Regions from separate parts of the Homo sapiens genome. Here region 2 is linked to region 1. The links are chromatin loops, found by intact Hi-C in ENCODE. Cell type or tissue: heart left ventricle. All regions are shown on one strand. Each heading gives the region's core, and the rest is flanking DNA. Links, peaks and the distances in the headings are about the cores only. Region 1 overlaps ASCC2 (activating signal cointegrator 1 complex subunit 2). Region 2 has its middle 15 kb from the start of UQCR10.

Region 1 (8,703 bases), core at 1-8,000:
AGGCTACTCATTCTCCCGACACACACACACACACACACACACACACACACACAACCAGGCTACTCATTCTGACACACACACACACACACACATACACCCAGACTACTCATTCTCCTGACACACACACACACACACACACACCAGGCTACTCATTCTTCTGACACACACACACACACACACACACACACACCAGGCTACTCATTCTTCTGACACACACACACACACACACACACACACACACCCCTGAGATTCTACTTTCCCTACAATCCCACAGGGGGAAGATGGACATCTAAATCACCAAGTGAGCACAAAACAAAGGAAGTGACAGCTCAAACCTGGCAGAGGGACTGTGGAAATGCAGAAGGGAATTAATAGCACCTGGAGGATAAGGGACGGCTTCCCAGAGCAAGCAGACTTCCTCCAAGGCTCCAAGCATTCGAGGATAAGGACTTCAAATGGAAGAAACATTTTTATGGAGGCATAAACATGGGTCATAACAAAAGGGCACAGATTGCACTGGGCGGTGGGAGACAGATTTGGTGAATGCTGGAATGGTGCAAATGAAAGCTGCCACTCATTGTGGACCTGCCCTGTGCCAGCCACTAAGCAGGCACAACCCACAGCCCCTATTTTTTTAATCTACAAAAACTATTTAAAAGAGACATAGTATTCATCCCATTTTAGAGGAGGAATCAAACAGTAAGTTTCAGGAACTTTCCCAAGGTCATGGGATTAAAGAGGCAACTGAGGCAGGATTTGAGCCAAAGCTTACACTGCAGACCTATTAAATGACCTATGGTATCTGTGTGCCATCCTGGTCTCACTGATTGTCCTTCTGACCCCAGTTCCAATCTCACCTCTTCCAGGAAGCCTCCCTGACTCCCATCCCAGCTGGATTAGGAGCTCATCTAAGCTCTCCCTCAGCACCTGCATTCTGTGCTCACCTCTCTATACCACTTGAACAGCATTAAAAGTGCTTTCAGATCAGTGGTTTGGATGGGGAAAGGGTGGGAGGAAGGCATGGATTGCAGAGAGGCACAAGAAAACTTTCAGGGGTGGTAGAAATGCTCATTGATGATGATAGTTTCATGCATGCATACAGATGGAAAAACCAATCAAATTGCATATTTTACGTTTTAATTTTTAAAATGTTGGCTGGGTACAGTGGCTCATGCCTGTAATCCCAGCACTTTCGGAGGCCAAGTCAGGCCCATCACTTGAGGCCAGGAGTTTGAGACCAGCCTGGCCAACACTGTGAAATCCCATCTCTTATCAAAAATACAAAACTTAGCCAGGTGTAGTGGCACGCACCTATAGTCCCAGCTACTCGGGAGGCTGAGGCAGGAGAATCACTTGCACCTGGGAGGCGGAGGTTGCAGTGAGCAGAGATCATGCCACTGCACCCCAGCCTGGGCAACAGGTTAGACTCCACCTCAAAAAAAAAATTCCCTTTCTTTTCATAGGTGTTGGCAAATTGTATATTTTAAATATGTGCAGTTTATTGTCCTTCAACAATGCCTGAATAAAGCTGTATAAAAGGGGAGGACTGGTCTTCCCAGCTGTCTCCCCCACTAGCTTGTAGGTGTCTGGAGGCAGTCTGAGCTTTGCTCACCCAGCATTCCGAGTCTATAGAACACCACCTGGCATTGAGCAGACTTTCTGTACAGATCTGCTGGCTGGACAAAGAAATGAATGGAGGCTGACTGGACGTGGTGGCTCACGCCTGTAATCCCAGTGCTTTAGGAGGCCAAGGCGGGCGGATCACAAGGTCAGGAGTTCGAGACTAGCCTGGCCAACATGGTGAAACCCCGTCTCTGCTAAAAACACAAAAATTAGCTGGTCCCAGCTACTCAGGAGGCTGATGCAGAAGAATCACTTGAACCCGGGAGGCGGAGGTTGCAGTGAGCCGAGATCGCGCCACTGCACTCCAGCCTAGGCGACAGAGCAAGACTCTGTCTGGGAAAAAAAAAAAATGGTTTTGCCATGTTGCCCGAGCTGGTCTTGAACTCCTGGGCTCAAGTGATCTACCTGCCTCAGCCTCCCAAAGTGCTGGGATTACAGGCGTGAGCTACCGGGCCTGGCCACAAGACTATTTCTTTTGGGTCTTCAAGTATGTGCTATTCAAATAGATCCTCAACCAACATTAGCTCTACCAATTACCCTGAAAAGGTGGTGTGGTAACTACCCTTTGGCTAGAGATCATGCCCCAAGCCAAGACTAAAGGGACAAATATAGGGTGGACACATATCTTAGTACAATCTTTCAGGAGCTGCCCGTGGCCTTCAGAGTAACACTCTTCAGTCTGCCAGCAAGACCCCTCTTCGATCAGGCAGCTGTCTCCCTCAACTCATCTGCCTTCCCACCATACCCCCAATTTAGTGCTGCTGTTGTTGTCCCTGCTGTCATCACCATTGTAATAACAATTTATTGAGTGCTTACTATGTTCCAGGCACAGTGCTCATTCACAGGCATCTCATTTAATCCCCACAACCACCCTGCAAAGCTGGTCCTATTATTATCGCTTTTGGATTTGAGGCTTAGAGAGGTTCAATAACTTGCCCAAAGACACAAAGACAAATATTCAAATATGTGTGAAATGAACACGAAGCCTGTACTTGCTAACTCTGCTATACTGTTGCCACCTCAAGTGACTTGTGGTTAGTGTAAGAGTCAGGATCTCTCAAGACTCCAGAACTGCATACTAAGGTTGTCCTACCAGGTCCAGCCTTCTCCTGTTGCTCTGCCCAGCTAGTGTTAAGTTGCCCTTCAATACCCAGTTCAGAAGCCCTTTCCTTCAGGAAGCCCTCCTGGGCTGCACGTACCCTCCCACCAGGCCAAAGCCTCCCTGCCCCTACACACCCCACTGGTCTGGATCGGCGGCCCCGGCTCTGCACTCATGGAACAGCCTAGACTTCCTTCTGTCACAACCCTGATCACACTAGAGAAGCTACTGGTCTGTCTTTCTCTTAGGTCGTGGGCTCTTCAAGGGCAGAGACCATGTCTTTTCTCTTTATAGCTCCAGCACCTGGCACATGGCCTGGCTGCAGTCCCTGACTCATGTACCAAATGTTTTCTGAGAGCCTCCTGTGCGCCTGGCACTGGAAATCAGGAGTAAAGGGCAAGGACCAGGCCATCGCTCTCACAATGCCTGCAGTCTAACAACCCACATGTTCATTCGGTATGTGGGGAGGACTGAGGTGGAAAATCATACTCGACCACCCAAGGAGCCAGTCTCCATCAGTGTTTCCATCAGAACTTTCTGCAATAATATAACTGCTCTATATCTGTGCTGGCACTCACCACATGGGGCTATTTTAATTTAAAAGCATTACAATTAAATTAAAAATCTAGTTCCTCAGTCCACACTCACTATTCACATTACAAGTGCTTAATAGCTACATGTGGTGAATGACCACCTATTGGGTGGCTATCATACTGAAAAGAACACTTCCAGATTTTCTGATAAATATCTCCCACACATAAAAAGGTTATAAAAAGAAAATGAGAGGCTTTATAGCAGAAAGAATTTAAGGATATGTGTCCTAGGGTCTGCCTGGCTAGGCTCCCATCCTGACTCCCCTGATTTCCTAATTCTGTGACTCTGAACTCTCAGTTTCCTCATCTGTAAAATGGAGACAATCAAAATGTCTATTTGTAGGGCTGTGATGTGGACTAAATGAGATAATCCGGGTGAAGTGTTTAGAATGATCTGGCACAGGGCAAGTACTGTATAAATGTCAGGTACTATTATTAGAGACTATTTAAGAAGTAATAAGAAGCCATCTAGAAGGCAGGAAATAAAACACCAAGTTCCTGTTTCCCACGACTTTACTCAAACCCCTAGAAAACACTTCCTCCCACCTTGTTCAAGTGAGCTCAAATTCTTGGGAAAACAACAAGTGGGTATAGGAACTCCAGGGCTACATCTATCTCCTTCTTCAGCAGCCTGGCACCTCTCCATGGCTTTAATCTCTCTCTGCAGCTGGTAATCGACATGTTCATAGCCTCCTTATTTTTCAGTCTCACTAGCTCTGCCGGGGTGTTTGTATGTGGTGCTTCCTATCTCAGTTGAGATAAAAGACGGCCCAACCTCTGAAATCAGCGTTCCCACCAAAATACGGATAGCAGCTTAGATAGCTCTGAAAACGCTACCTGAAACCTGAACACCCTCCACAGGGTCAAATCCCCAAACCCAGCTTTGGGCTGGATCCATTTCTAGCCCGATCCAGGCTGAATTAGAACTGCCATTGGACTGATTTGAAATTAAATGCTTTGGGGGGAAGGTGCAGGGTGGTGACATGGAAAATCCTATGCAAATTCAAGTTGCTGCTCGGAAGGAAATTCCTACTCTGGGCCTGGAAGAGACTAGTAGTGTCTCAGCTACTGAATCACCGACCATGGCCCTCGTGTCATTCTTGGAACAGATAAAGACGGAATTTACTTTTTGCTCCTGAAATTGCAAGACTGACAATATCAGGCTGAATGGCCTTAAGTGACCGGCTCACCAGCGCTGGTGAAGTCCTCAGCTTTCCTGTCTTCGGGTCCTTGTGGGTGATCTGGAGTTGGTCCAGGGGCAGAGCTGGCATTGTGCTGCGTGACCCTCCTGAAAGGAATATGGATGGGAAGAAGAGAGCAGACACACAGACTCCTGGGGGCAGGGCCTGCTCTGGGGCTGATCCCAGAGTCAGAAGAGAAGCTTCAACCTCTCGCCTTAGGAGGCTCCTGTTGTGGTTCAGGACCTGGTTCATGCACCTACTAACCCAGCCAAAGTGACTTTTTTTGCATAAAGCAGTTCTCAATTGTAGAAGAAATACTTCCCCAGATGACTTCTGATATATTTCCACCCACTTTTTTTTTTTTTTTTTGAGATGGAGTCTCGATCTGTCACCAGGCTGAAGTGCAGTGGCGCTATCTCAGCTCACTGCAACCTCCGCCTCCCTGGTTCAAGTGATTCTCCTGCCTCAGCCTCCCCAGTAGCTGGGACTGCAAGCACACACCACCATGCCCAGCTTTTTTTTTTTTTAAAGAGACAGAGTCTTACTCTGTTGTCCAGTGAAGTGGTGAGATCATAGCTCACTGTGGCCTCTAACTCTTGAGCTAAAGCAATCCTCCCACCTCAGCCTCCTGAGTAGCTGGGACTACAGGCATGCACCACTACGGCCAGCTAATTTTTTAATTTTTTGTAGAGACAGGTTTTATTTTTTGATAGATGAGTTCTTACTACATCACTCGGGCTGGTCTCAAACTCCTGGGCTCAAATGATCCTCCTGTCTTGGCCTCCCAAAGTGCTGCCTCAACCTCCCAAAGCGCTCACAGGTGTGAGCCTCTGTGCCCAGCCTGTTTCCACCCACTTTGAGAAGTACTGGCTAAAAATATGTAGATTCCCTTTATTATGGCTCCAGCTCTGTGAGCTCAGTAGCCTGTGAGCTCTATGAAGACAATGCCCAGGGCTCTCCTCTTGCTATCTTTTCTGTGAGCACAGGATTGGTACAGAGGTGGCCTCACCAAATGTTTGAAGAATGACTACATATGAGGACACTCCTTTTAAAACTCTAGCCAGATTTTAAGTCTTTTGAGGGTTGAAGCCATGGGCCTTTCCTCACTTGTGGAGGATGTTAAGATTTTGCAACCTTTCTAGGCTTCAGGGAAGAAGTACGTGGAAGAATAGAACGACATGAGAAGAAGGGAAGAAGGACATGGAAGAAGGGAAGAAGGACGTGGAAAAAGAGAAGGACCAGGGAAAAAGATAATTCATAGAAAACTGACAGTGCAAGCTCCTTTCTACAAAGGCACAAACTGACCTCACAGTCAGTGAGTGGCAGATCCAAGGTCTCCTGTCTTGCTGTCCAGTGTTCTTTTCACAATATCACTTGGCCTGACCCACAGAAGGGACATACGTGTTAAATGAATCACGGAATAGAAGTGTATTAGGCCCCTCAAAAAACATGCCATAAAAGGCTAGAACAGACTCAATGACAACATGAAGAGAGACAGAGGCTGGGGTGATTAAACTGTCACCTCTTGAGCCTTCACAGACAAGCAGAGGAGCATGGGGGACATGAGCTACCAGCTGTGTCATATCTCAGATATTGGGCCAGGCTTAATGATATGAAGAGCTCCTCTAAGTGCTTTTCTTTTTCTTTTTTTTTTTTTTTTAAATAGAGACGGGGTTTCACCATGTTGCCCAGGCTGGTTTCAAACTCCCAAGCTCAAGCAATACGCCCATCTTGGCTTCCCAAAGTGCTGGGATTATAGGTGTGAGCGCCTGGCCTCTAAGTGCTCTTCTCAGCATTAACTTACTTGCCCTGTTAACTGGCTTTACATGTATTAATGCTCACAAAAAGTCTAAGGTTAGTTCTATTATTATCCTCATTTTATCAGTGACAAAACAGAGGCTCACAGAAAATAAGAAACTTGCCCAAGGTCTCACAGTTAGTGGGTGGTGAAGCAGGCTGGTTCTTAACTATTCACTATACTGTGTCTAGTTTAGTTAAACTTAGGGGTGAGACGGGGTGAAGGGGTGGAGTGAAAGTCAAAGCACTTCTAGAGGAGAGTCTGAGTAGTCTTGATAATAGAGACTGGCCAGGGAAGAAGGGTGCCCCAGGCAGAGGAAACAGCAGAGCAAAGGCAAGGAGGTGGAAACAGCCTGGTACCCAAGGAACCTTGGTTCTGGCCTGTTATAAAGACTGTGAAGATCCCCACCCTAGAAGGAGTAATAAGAGAGGACCAGTCTGCCTAGTCCTTGACACCTGTTCCAGCTCTAGGATCCCAGCAGATCAGACACACATGGTCTCTGCATACACGAGGTGGCCTGAAAAAAAATCACAAGGCAAAGAAAGTAATAAAGGGCTTAGGTAAGTTTTCATCTTTCAGCTTTGCAAAGCATAGATAATATCCTCTGCTGCACGTATTTCTAATCAAGTTACTGTCTTACTAGCCTCTCACAACAACCCAATTAAGGACAACAAGGATTACCATGTTCAGATGTCCAAAGAGGGGCCCTGATTTGCTCAAGGTAAATACATTATTGGCCAAGCTGAAACCGAAGCCCAGGTCTTTTGCTAGGGCACCTGGGGCTCTTGTGCCGAATATGTTAAAAAATAATAATAATAATTTTTTTTTCTAACCCTCTAGCCATGCTGGAAAGTGAGCTGGAAACACCACTGCTCTGCAAACCAGTGCAGAAGTCTAAATGACTGACAGGCCCAGTTCTTTCCAGGCTCGCCCGCTGAAGATGGCTGTGGGAGTGTTGGGTGTGAGACACAGGGTGGAGAAAAAGTCAGGAGGAGGAGGCAAGTCTCCACCCTTTAACCTCTAGGCCCCACAGTCCAGGCCTAGACAGGTAGAGACAGCATTTGCTTTCAGAAGAAATTCACGGCCAGGTGCAGTGGCTCATGCCTGTAATCCCAGCACTTGGGAAGCCAAGGCAGGAGGATTGCTCGAAGCCAGGAGTTTGAGACCAGCCTAAGCAACATAGTGAGACCCCCATCTCTACAAAAAATTCAAAAATTAGTCAGGTGTGGTGGTGCACTCCTGTAGTCCCAGCTACTTAGGAGGCTGAGGCGGAAGGATCACTTGAGCCCAGGAGATCAAGGCTGCAGTAAGCCATGATGGCACCACTGCACTCCATCCTAGGTGACAGAGCAAGACCCTGTCCCAAAATTTAAAAAAAAAAAAAAAATTTTTTTTCTTTAAAAGAAATTCACTCCTACAAACCATTGCCTGCCAGGGCAATTCAGGGCTAGCCTGGTGTGGTGGTAGGGAGAGAGCGCTACAGTCCTACAGCCTGGATTCAAGTCCTGGCTCCACCTTTTCCTATCCATGTTGAGACCTTGAGACAGTTCCCTAACCTCTCTAACTTTTGATTGCCTCTTCTGTAATACCAGAATTGTAATAGTACATAAACTCGTAGGGTTGCTATGAGAAGTAATCAATGTGAAGTGTTCAACCCAATACCTGGCACATAATAAGCACTCAATAAAGTTTAGTTGTTGTTATTATTCAAGTCCCAACCAGAGGCAAGACACTTTGGGCTTCCTGGTTTATTCAGCAAACAATTCCTGAATACAATCTGGGTCCTAGGCATATAACTGACTATGATTTGGCATTAAAGCTGTAACAGGAAATGTCCAAAACTACAGTATAGTAGAGAAAGGAAGGATATTACAAAGAAGGTGATCTATAACCTGGATGTTGAAGGATGGGGGAAAAGGTGACATTCCAAGCAGAGAGCAAGCATGAACAAAGGCTCAGAGTCTTAAAATGTGTGGCTTTGGGTCGGGTGAGGTGGCTTCCGCCTGCAATCAGCACTTTGGGAAGCCACGGAAGGAGAATTGCTTGAGCCCAGGAGATTGAGGTTGCAATGAGCCATGATACGTCACTGAACTCCAGCCTAGGGGACACAGTGAGACCCTGTCTAAAAAGTGTGGCTTTGAAGGAAGAGGGAGACATTTGGTGTTACTGAAAACACAGGTCAGATAGGGGATGACAGAAGTGAAGAGAGAAGAGAAGCTGGATAGGGAAGACAGGACCAGTTTAAAAAGAGCCTCAAAATAGCTTGAACCCGGGAGGCGAAGGTTGCAGTGAGCCGAGATCACGCCATTGCACTCCAGCCTGGGCGACAGAGCGAGACTCCATCTCAAAAAAAAAAAAAAAAAAAAAAAGCCTCAATGCTACACTAAAGATTTTAGTATTTCACCTGAA
Region 2 (11,768 bases), core at 2,774-10,773, 49 kb before region 1:
AAAAAAAAAAGAATTTCAGCTCAGGTTAGGGCTATGAAGAAAATCAAACTGATAATTTATGGAGAGTGACTCTGGTTTGAAGAGTAACGTTACATGCGCTTTGTTTCTTTTATCTTTTTTTTTTTTTTTTTTTTTTTTTGAGACAGGGTCTCACTCAGTCTCCTAGGCTGGAGTGCAGTGGCACCGTCTCGGCTCACTGCAACTTCTGCCTCCCGGGTTCAAATGATTCTTGTGCCTCAGCCTCCCAAGTAGCTGGGATTACAGGTGTGTGCTACCATGCCCAGATTATTTTTTGTATTTTAATAGAGATGGGGTTTCACCACGTTGCCCAGGCAATCCACCCACCTTAGCCTCCCGAAGTGCTGAGATTACCTGCATGAGCCACCGTGGCCAGCCAAGAGCATTGATTTTAGAATGGACAGTCCTGGGTTAGACTTCAAGCCCCACCACTCACCGGCTGTGCGAACTCAGACAAGTTACTTACCCTCTCTCAGCCAGTTCCTTTATCTGTAAAATAAATAACCCCCATGATACTGCACAATGGCAGCCATAATTCTTGTTGTTTCTGAGGGTGTTGTTATCTAGGAGGGGTGTCAAGGGAAGTAAACTCTGTATAGTAAATCTCCACCCAGCTGACTGCTTAAATAACCCAGCCAGAGGGTACCCTAGAAGCTTCTGGCACCCCAGGGCTGCCTGCCAGGGCTTAAAACATTTTACCTCTGTGTTGTCATGGTGGCCCAAAGAAGGAAGGCCCAGCTCTCAGAACATTCTAGGTTTGTACACCAAGCACACGTTGAGCTTGTCCCAGGTAGACACAAGGATGCTTCCTAACCACAGGCTGGGTTCCCTGGGGAGTGGACTCCACTGGGGGCTAGTGTAGACCAAGGAAAAGAAACAGGACCAGCAGAAGAAGTCAGACTGGCTGGGCGTGGTGGCTCATCCCTGTAATCCCAACACTTTGGGAGGCCGAGGCAGATGGATCATCTGAGGTCAGGAGTTTGAGACCAGCCTGGCCAAATGGTGAAACCCCGTCTCTACTAAAAATACGAAAAATTAGCTGGGCATGGTGGTGGGGGGGGGGGCACCTGTAATCCCAGCTACTTGGGAAACTGAGACAGGAGAATTGCTTGAACCTGGGAGGCAGAGGCTGCAGTGAGCTGACATCACACCACTGCCCTCTTGCCTGGGCGACAGAGTGAGACTCCATTTCAAAAAAAAAAAAGAAGTCAGACCAAGATGTAGATGTGTTCTTTGTGTTTTTGTTTTTGTTGTTGTTTTTGAGACGGAGTCTTGCTCTGTCACCCAGGCTGGAGTGCAATGGCATGATCTTGGCTCACTGTAACCTCTGCCTCCTGGATTCAGGTGATTTTCCCACCTTAGTCTCCCGAGTAGCTGGGACTACAGGCTCCCACCACCACGTCTGGCTAGTTTTGGTATTTTTAGTAGAGACAGGGTTTCACTATGTTGGCCAGGCTGGTCTCAAACTCCTGATCTTGTGATCCACCCGCCTCGGCCTCCCAAAGTGCTGGGATTACAGGTGTGAGCCACTGCATCTGGCCATAGATGCAGTTTCAACAAAGGCTTCCGCTGACCCTGGTTAGTTCTGAAGCATGGCCGTTCAGAGCTGTCCTGATCTGGGTGACCAGGGCCATTTATAGCCTCTTTTTCTTTTTGAGTTTTTTTTTTTTTCTTTTGGTAGAGACGGGGTTTCACCATGTTACCCAGGCTGGTCTTGAATTCCTGGACTCAAGTGATCTGCCTGCCTTGTTCTCCCAAAGTGCTGGGATTACAGGCGTGAGCCACCGCACCCAGACTGTAGTCTCTTTTGATCACTCGCTGGAGGCTGCTGCCTAGGAAGTGGGCAGACAGGGCAGGGCAGTTCTCTTCAGCCTGGCCAATCCCTGAAGAGGCCAACAGCACGTCCAGCATCTGAGGTGGTAAATCTTTCGTACTGAAGGGACTATGGGTACCCACCACACTCCCCTCCCTACCTCTGCATCTTTCTCCGGCCCATTTTATACCTGCATCTGCTTCTTGAAGCTCTGTAACAACAGATTGGCAAAATAAAAATCACTAGATGTCCTTTTACTTATTAAATTCACAAAGTTTTTTTTTTTTAATCATTATAATATCCGGCATGAGCCAAGATATGGGAAATGATCGTTTCAAACACTGCTGGCGGGAAGACCCATTCAACAACATCAGTCAAAAAACTTGACCCAGCAATTCTATTTCTAAGAATTTATCCTGAGAAGATAATCATGATTGTGGGCAAATATTTAGCCAGGAGACTCTTCATTGTAGCTTAACGGCAAATAATTAGAAAGAACCTCAATGTACAAAAACAGGGAATTGCCCGACTAAAGCATGGTATAATAGAAGACAAGTAAGCCATTCGACATGATGCAGATGAGAAACAGAAAGATGTTCACAATATCTCATTACCTGAATAAATGGTGATAATAGCATGTGTAGTACGATCCCATATTTGTAGAAAACCATTATGTGTATTCTTTTTTTCTAAAAAAAAAATGCTGTAAGGATAAGAACTAAAATCTTAACAGTGATTATTTCCGCATGGCAGGATTATCAGTAGTTTTCCTTTGCTTATTTGTGTGAACCACACCGAGCATGTTACTGCTTTTGTACTAAGGGGGGAAGCAATGTAAGTTATTAAAAAGAAATAGATTCCATCCCCATGACTCAGTCAGCCCTTCCAAACACAAGGAACAAGGACCGTCCTACAAATGAGTTTGAAGTCCTCTGGGGAAAGGACAGAAATCAATGAATTTACAATGCCTGAGCAATGTGCAAAGTTGGAGAGAATACAAATTCCTTGCACAAGACGGAGGTTGTGGCAGCTGCTTGAGTGACAGCAAAGGACGAACACTCTGTACTGTGTGGGGCAGGCAACCAGCACACACAGAAGATCACACACACAAAAATAGTGCCTTCTCTGGGCACTCACTCGGGGGCAGGCCTGGGCCAGGTGCCGCACATGCACCCTGTGTCACTGGATTGTCATTCCAAGTGGAAAATGAGGCTCAGAGAGGTTAAGTGTCTTGCCCAGGGTAACGCAGCTAGTGAGAGTAGAGCAGAGATCCAAATGCAGGACCATTGGCTATGCTCATATTTATTACTATGTGCCATGTAAAAAAAAAATCATTTTTCTCTTTTCTTTGGGGCCTTGGCCTGATATGCTTGAATTTATATATAGACCGAATGCCAAGGGCAGACTCCAGCAGGCATCAAGGACAGAGCAATGATGGAGTGTAGCGAAAGTGTTGGCTGGCAGCTGCTTGGTGCTGACTGCCTTCTTGCTGCTCCTGGCCTATCCCCATTTTGAAACTTCTGCCTAGACTGGGCACAGTGGCTCACACCTGTAATCCCAGCACTTTGGGAGGCTGAGGCAGGCAGATCGCTTGAGCTCAGGAGTTTGAGACCAGCCTGGGAAACATGGGGGAACCCCATCTCTACAAAAAATACAAAAATTAGCTGGGTGTGGTGGTGCACACCTGCAGTCCCAGCTACTCAGGAAGCTGAGGTGGGAGGATCACTCGAGCTTGGGAGGTGGAGGTTGCAGTGAACCAAGGTCACAACACTGCCCTCCAGCCTGGGTGGCAGAGTGACACCCTGTCTCAAAAAGCAAAACAAAACAAAACACTTTTATCCAGAACCTTCCCTGATTGCGCTGGAACCCTTCTTCTCCATTGCACTTTTTTTTTTTTTTTTTTTTTTTTGAGATGGAGTTTCACTCTTGTTGCCCAGGCTGGAGTGCAACGGCGCGATCTTAGCTCACTGCAAACTCTGCCTCCTGGGTTCAAGCAATTCTCCTGCCTCAGCCTCCCAAGTACCTGGGATTACAGGCATGCACCACCACACCCAGCTAATTTTGTATTTTTGGTAGCGATGGGGTTTCACCATGTTGGTCAGGCTGGTCTCGAACTCCTGACCTCAGGTGATCCACCCACCTCGGCCTCCCAAAGTGCTGGGATTACAGGCGTAAGCCACCGCACCCAGCCTCCATTGCACTCTTGTAAGGCCAGACTGATGCCCCTGCTTAAACACCTTCAATGGCTCCCCACTGCCCACAACAAGATCAAGTTCATATTCCCTAGCCTGACATGTAAGACCCAGGCTACCTCAAATCTCACTTCACAAACCTACCAAATAGGGTCCTTGCTGGGCTTTCCTTTGCTCCATCACCTTATGCCTGGGCATGGATTAGGGAGACAGGACATGCCTGAGTTTGAATCCTAGCCCTGCTGCTCTTTGGCTGGGGGTCCTTGGGCAGGTTGTTTCCCCTCTCTGACCCTCAGTTTCCTCATCTGAAAAATGGAATAATGATGCTGACATGTCACAGGGTGGTTGGGAAAATATATGAGAGTGCTTGTGATGTGCTTAGCACAGGTCTAGGAGGGGTCATTTGTTATGTTGCTACAGAGGGTAAATGAATGGGTCTCCCCACACAGTCTTCAGGGACCTGTGCCTAATTAGCATATTTGATCCACAAAAATGCAGGCTGAGCGCTTTGGGGCTGACTGTACAGCTGAATCAGCCAAGTGCCTCCCCCTCATTGTCCCAGCTGCTTTAAAATCGTGTTCTCGGCATCCCTTCCCTCCCTCTGAGGCCTGATCGCTTTCCTGTGTTCTCCTTTTTGTCCCTTGGCAATCTCATTTTCCATGCCTCCAACACTATTTTAAGCCCCAGTAACCGTGTATCTTCCTCGGGCATCCCTTATCTCTCCCCAGCACCTTTCACTGAGAACAGAGTCCTCTCAGTTCCCTCCATCCTTGCTGTCTCAGCAGGCTTCTGTCTCCCTCCAGTGCAGGCCCCAAACAGGGAGGGCCACCTCTTGCCCTGGGGCTGCAACTCCATGCGATGCCTGATCTCCTTAGCTCACCAAGCTTTCCTAATGGAAACATCTCCTTCCATTGGGCCCTCTGCAGGGAATCCTTTCCCTCCACTGGCAGTCAGGAGAGGCTACAGCAGAGCAGAGATTGGGGAAATATGTCCTGCCCAGCTTCCTACTCTCTTCCCTTTCCCCTGCCCAGCTTTCTACTCTCTTCCCTTTCCCCTGCCCCTCTGCCAATAGAATGACTTGAATTACAGGCTATATCAGCAAAAGCAAGGTATTTAGAACAAAGGAGGTGATAGGCCCTCTTTTTCGTGCTGAGCTAACCACATGTGGAGTATTGTAGCTTCCAGTTCAAGTGCCTAGCTATAGGGGAGGAAAGCCTATAGGGGCTGAGAGAATGGACTTTGGAAGCTGCAAATCTGGGTTTGAATTCTGACTCAGCCACTTTGCAGCCAAAAGCAAGTGACTGAACTTCCTTTTTATTTTTATTTTTATTTTTGAGACAGAGTCTCATTCTGTTGCCCAGGCTGGAGTGCAGTGGTGCGATCTCGGCTCACTGTAACCTCCACCTCCCGGGTTCAAGCAATTCTCTTGCTTCAACCTCCCTAGTAGCTGGGACTATAGGCACATGCCACCATGCCCGGCTAATTTTTTACTTTTAGTAGAGACAGGGTTTCACTATGTTGGCCAGGCTTGTCTCGAACTCCTGACCTCAGGTGATCCACCCGCCTTGGCCTCCCAAAATGCTGGGATTACAGGCGTGAGCCACTGTGCCCGGCCTGAACTTCCAAACAAGACTTTTAATCAACCATTTTCCTGGCTTTGTTTCAAGGATTCACTGAGGGTAATTTCCAGTCCTACAAAGCTGTGTGGGGCACCTCCTCTGGGCTCCCAGGACACCGACTGCACACTTACCAGGCCTGTCTTCTGTGTCCAGCTTGTGTATCCAGGCCATCCAGAGCCCATGGGAGATGGCCCAGGAGGAATTAGGGCAGCTCTGCCAAGAGAGTGGGGTGTGGGGTGCACAGAAAGCCAGCTGGAGCATTGGCTGGAAGTACCTGCCACTCCTCTCCCAGCCCGGTCCCTGTGGGCAAGTCCCTGTGAGCTCACTAGCTTGTCTCACGGCAGACCGGGACTGTACACACCTTATCCCAGCCACCCTGCCAACATCTCCAGTTTATTGATAGGACAACTGTGGCTTCGGAAGGTGAGGCCACCTTGCTCAAAGTCAGAGAGCCAGGGAGTGGCTGAGCCCAGCTCAGTTCTGACCCCAGAGCCTAGCCCCTGCTCTGAATGGCAAAAGCAAAATAGGCCACCAGCCATTTAGGGGACCCTGGTCCCCCAGGGAAAAGGTCTGACCTGGCCATCACGTCTTACTCTGAATTAACACCCTGGGGAGCGTTAAATGCCTTTTTGTGTAGGCCTCTCTCAAGCAGGGGAGTGTGGTTTTCCAGGTGTGACAGGCCACCTCCTGTTTGACAGGTCATCAAGCTGGTCCTCATCTGTCACTGTCACTGTCCTGTGGCAAGGCCTCTGACCCTGAAGGCTGGGCTGTGGACATTGGCTCTGTCATGGGGCACCTGGGGAGCCCATCAGAGTGAAGGGGCCAGTAGCTTCACTTTCTTCTAAACAAACTCCCATCCAAAGGGCTCAAATATGGAGTTTCCAACCTTCCCTAGAGACAAGGGCCTGGGGAGAGGCTGTTTCACGACAGAAGTCACCCATGGAGGCAAAAGCCTTGGAGTTCAAGCCACCCCCGATTCTGTCCCACCAGGGAGAACTACCAGCCAAAACCCAGAGTGACGGGCCGCTCTATAACTGTTCATGGCCCTAGGACCCCAGAATTCCATGCTTCGAACTGTGCCCCCCGGAAATAGCAGGTGATGTGTGCAAAGGGGTTTCTGGCAGGGTGGTTAAAAGAAGGGAGATGGCTGGGCGCAATGGCTCACACCTGTAATCCCAGCACTTTGGGAGGTCAAGGCGGGAGGATCACTTGAGCCCAGGAGTTCAAAACCAGCCTGGGCAACATGGTGAAACCCTGTCTGTATTATTAAAAATAATAATAAAATAAAATAAGAAAGACAAATTCCTAACTTTATAGGAATCATTGGTGCTTTTCTCACTGGGGGCCCCTTTTCCACCTGGCTCTTCTGCGTAAAATCATTTTAAGGAGGAGAAAACCATAATTACAATCTCCTTAGGATGGCAGAGCACTTAAGGGACATGTCAGAGTGCTGAGAGTGGACTCCTGTTGCTAGAAAAGGCAGCGTCACCGTCATCATTTCATATTCAGAAAACTAGAATTAAGTACCTGTCATTTTTGTAATTCAGACCACAGTAAGTAAAGCTGGAGGAAACCTCCATGGCTGGAAGAGAGCCACAGAAGCTCAGCAAAGTCTTTTTTTTGAGACAGAGTCTTGCTCTGTTGCCCACGCTGGAGTGCAGTGGCATGATCTTGGCTCACTGCAACCTCCACCTCCCGGGTTCAAGTGATTCTTGTGCCTCGGCCTCCCAAGTAGCTGGAGACTACAGATGTGTGCCACCATGCCCAGCTAATTTTTGTATTTTTAGTAGAGACGGGATTTCACCATGTTGGCCAGGCTGGTCTCCAACTCCTGACCTCAGGTGATCCGCCCACCTCGGCCTCCCAAAGTATTGGAATTACAGGTGTGAGCCACCACACCCGGCCCCAGCAGAGTCTTAAGCAGGACAAAGCTCCCCACCCCCAGGGGAGGGGGGATGTCTGGAATTCCAAAGCCTAAGATTGGGGCTGGTTGGGGGTTGAAACAGGTTGAGAAAATCTGGACTAAATGCCCTTTAAGATGTACTGAATTCCGCCAGTCTGTATGAAATCCTCTTGCTGATTATCGATCGTTGGAAGGGAATTTTCAGTGTGATGTGAAGTGAGAATTTCATGCTCGTTTTGAGGATCCTCACCCCCACCCCATACACACATAGGGTAACCTCTAGAAAGAACGATTTTTTTTTTTGAGACAGGGTCTTGCTCTGTTGCCCAGGTTGGAGTGCAGTGGCATGCTCAGGGCTCACTGCAGCCTCCACCCCACCAGGCTCAAGTGATCCTCCCACCTCAGGCTCCCGAGTAGCTAGGGCTACAGGTGCATGCCACCACACCTGGCTAATTTTTCTATTTTTTGTAGAGACGAGGTTTCGCCATGTTGCCCTAGCTGTTCTTGAACCCCCAGGCTCAAGCAATCCACCCACCTCCGTCTTTCAAAGTGCTAGGATTACAGGCATGAGCCACTGCACCCAGCCCTCAGAATGAATTTTTAACCCTAGTTCTGACTACTGAATTGCAACAGCCTCTGGCCACAGTCAAAGCCCCTGCCTTGCTGCCCCACGCTCAAGAGATTTAGAGAAGGCCAGATGCCAAGCTGCTCTGGGGAGCCTCTGCTCCACCCTTCCTCTCCCTGGGGACTGGCCTTCCCCCAGGTGGGTCCCCTGGAGCCTGGGTGCCTCCCCAGCTCTTTCTAGGCATCCCATAAACATGCTCTGGGTGCCAACACCCCTCCCCACCTCTAAGTCCCCTCTTCCTCGTCAATGCCAATTTCCTTCCAAGAAGGATCCTCCTGTTCCATTCTTCCTGCTGGCTGCCTCCCCGCCACTTCCTGGCAGAGCCCCAGTGAACCCCATTGCCTCTGCCTAGTTAATCTCTCTCTCTCTCTGCTTCTGGGAATTCTCTTTGCTCTCAGCCTCTTTCTGTTGATTTTGCTTGTTTATTTCTCTTCCCACTCATTTCTTCATTCATGTATTAGGATTTAGCACAATTATTAATCATTTTTACAAAATGTCTTATATAATATCCACATGCCTCTTGTACAGTGAATTCCAAGAAGGCAGAGTCTGGGTTCTTCTCACACATGCCTGACACATAGTCGATTTTTGGCGAATATGTGAGTGGATGCCCTTGTCCTCCTCTTCCTTTTCCCTTCCAGCCGGGCTGACCGCCCAGTCCCTGATTTCTGAGAACAAGCTGCAAACACTGAGAGCTGCGCTTTGAACCACTGACTAGGCAGTGGGCTGGCCTGCCTTCTGGCCTTAACTCCTTCCCTCCTGCCTTTTTTTTTTTGTCTTTTTTTTTAGAGACAGGGCCTTGCTCTGTCATCCAAGCCTAAGTGCAGGGGCTTGATCATAGCTCACTGCAGCCTCGAACTCCTGGGCTTAGCCTCAACCTCATGAATAGTCAGGACTGGGACTACAGCTGAGCACCACTATGCCTGGCTAATTTTTATTTTTTTAATTAATTTTAATTATTATTATTATTTTTTGAGACGGAGTCTCACTCTGTCACCCAGGCTGGAGTGCAATGGCGCAGTCTCTGCTCACTGCAACCTCTGCCTCCTGGGTTCAAGTGATTCCCCTGCCTCAGCCTCCCGAGTGGCTGGGATTACAGGTGTGTGCCACCACCCCCGGCTAATTTTTGTATTTTTAGTAGAGACGGGGTTTCGTTATGTTGGCCAGGCTGGTCTCAAACTCCTGACTTCAGGTGATCCACTTGCCCCGGCCTCCCAAAGTGCTGAGATTATAGGCGTGAGCCACCATGCCCGGCCTCTATTATTTTCATTTATGCACATTCCCTTCCAGACTTGCTTTGTTTGTATGAAAAAAAGAATTAACATTTTCACCATCATGGTGCATCAATCATGTATTCTACTTTTAAAAATTCTTGAATATTTAGTTTCCCATGTCACTACCAAGTCTACCAAGTCTCTGTTGATATCATTTTAAACGGCTACACAACACCCCCTTGCATTTTTCTTTTGTTTGCTTTTTTTCTTCTTTACAGAGGTGGTCGAGTTACCCCCCTGCATTTCTTGGGTGTTGACTTTTTTTGTTTTGTTTCCCTCCCAGTATGATTTTACCCAAGCTCCTGGTGTGGCAGGGCCATGCAAGTTCTCACCAATCCTTTCTTCTTCCAGACTGCACCTGGCTCTTTAAGCCTAACCCATCCTCCCACCCCTGTGGGGGCTCGGGTCCCTTTTAGTAAACAAGGACCGGCTCTGCCCCACCACCTCACAGAGGCACAGAAGCACTGTTCAAACACACATGCCCATGACATTGCCACCCACAGATTAGGAACAAAGACGCTGGAGTCTTAAGTCCTCTTGGAGACGCAAGGTCTTCAAAGCTTGCTGGCAAATGTGATAGTCGTGTTCTTTGCCAGGGCCTAGAGAAGGCACTTAGAAAATACCTGTGTAGAAGCAGCAGTGGGGATGGTGGGATGCAGTGACCCAGCAGGCATTTCTAGCCCCACTTCGCTTCTAACACTTCTGCAGCTGCAAATTTTTTTTTTCCTTTTAAGAGACAAGGTCTCTGGCTGGGTGCGGTGGCTCACGCTTATAATCCCAGCACTTTGGGAGGCTGAGGTGGGTGGATCACGAGGTCAGGAGTTTGAGACTAGCCTGGCCAACATGGTGAAACCCTGTCTCTACTAAAAATACGAAAATTAGCCGGGCACGGTGGTGCACACCTGTAGTCCCAGCTACTCGGGAGGCTGAGGCAGGAGCATCACTGGAACCCGGGAGGCGGAGGTTGCAGTGAGCCGAGATCGTGCCAGTGCACTCCAGCCTGGGTGACAGAGCAAGACTCCGTCTCAAAAAAAAAAAGAGACAAGGTCTCACTCGTTGCCCAGGCTGGAGTGCAGTGGCATGATTATAGCTCACTGCAGCCTCCAACTCCTGGGTGCACCCTCCAACTCCCGGGCTCAAGTGATCCTCCAGCCTCAGCCTCCTGCGTAGCTGGGACTACAGGTGTGCACCACCATACCCACCTTATTTATTATTTTCTGGAGGGATCGGGTCTTGCTATGTTGCACAGGCTGGAGCAGCTGCCAATGTTAATTAAACCTTGGGATCTCCTCAGAGGATTTAACTGGCACCAGGTGGAAAGATTTCATCTGGTCCAACAGGATCACTGTACAGATGGGAAAACTGAGGCCCTGAGAGATGAGGCAGTAGGCGTAGGAACACCATTCTGGATGGCCCCTGAGCTGTTTTCAAAGCACCTCTGAAAGAGTGCTTTCAAGATCTGAAATGAGAAAGTAGTAGATCCTCAAGGGAGATGAAGTTTGACCTGGCACTACATTCTGAAAAATTTGAAAAACTGACTCCTTCTCAAATACTTTAAACCAGGATTTTCACATGAGGCCTGAACACCAGTCCAGGTGGGTGGGAGGTATAGATGACTAAGAGAATGTGAGAGGGGCCGTGTGAACAGGAACAGGTAAGACCAGTAAATCCTGGGAACTCCCAACTCACCTTGCCTTGCTCCAGGGACAAGCACTGGACCTGAGGAGTTTAGGGAGGTCCCTGGCAAATGCCTCCAGGAGGAAACAGAGTCTTCCTGCTGCCTGTCAGGACGGCTGACCCTGGGCCTGATCTCAGCTAATTCAGCAGCTCAGGGGGAGGACACCACCCCCGTATCTGCTCTGCATCTCAAATACACCAAGAGGGCTGGCCAGGCAGAGGGATTGCTATTGATTTTCACTTGTGCGGGCTGACCTAACAAAACCAATCCATCAAGTGCCTGTCTGCCTCTGCTTCAGACTCTCATCCTAAGCACGTGCAAATAAATTGCACCAGCATCCAGGGTGATTTGTCAAGGTCCAGCCAGGCATGGGCCCTGGCTTCCACTGATAGGATGGGGCTCCAGGCTAGGCTGGGCTAGGGTCAGCCCAGTCAATGCCCCGCTGTTGACTCGCCATTGAGTGACAACACGCAGTGTGGCCTGGCATCTGCTGCCACGCTAGGAACTGGTTGGCCATGCCTGGGAAGGGGCTTTGAGGAAACAGGCCCAAGTCCCACTCACTTTGACAGGGCTTGGCAGCGACATTCTCACTTGTTTCTTAAGGTTTCTGTCCGAACTCTAGATTTGGGGGGATTTATTACAATGT

The links. A loop is a pair of places that touch in the nucleus more often than their neighbours do. Peaks named below come from ENCODE experiments on the same cell type or tissue, not always from the same donor. Only the 100,000 strongest peaks of a DNase experiment are listed, where the experiment ranks them.
Region 2: a loop joins it to region 1, with 2.2 times the contacts of the local background. A loop is called at or near these places in 13 of 110 quality-filtered maps.

Annotation. Positions count from the first base shown.
Region 1 is chr22:29,827,740-29,836,442 of GRCh38, forward strand. It overlaps ASCC2 (activating signal cointegrator 1 complex subunit 2), which reads right to left. Exons shown (of 20, transcript NM_032204.5): 2 at 4,506-4,603. The coding sequence starts at 4,586. Among named protein-coding and RNA genes, the nearest start is that of ASCC2, 6.2 kb to the right of the region's middle. In heart left ventricle, for the core only: no CTCF peak of the experiment used is centred there; a DNase peak (open chromatin) is centred at 3,072; H3K27ac peaks cover 4,553 bases.
Region 2 is chr22:29,776,328-29,788,095 of GRCh38, forward strand. No RefSeq gene overlaps it. Among named protein-coding and RNA genes, the nearest start is that of UQCR10, 15 kb to the left of the region's middle. RefSeq lists a silencer at 6,799-6,972. In heart left ventricle, for the core only: no CTCF peak of the experiment used is centred there; DNase peaks (open chromatin) are centred at 2,985 and 5,904; H3K27ac peaks cover 4,746 bases.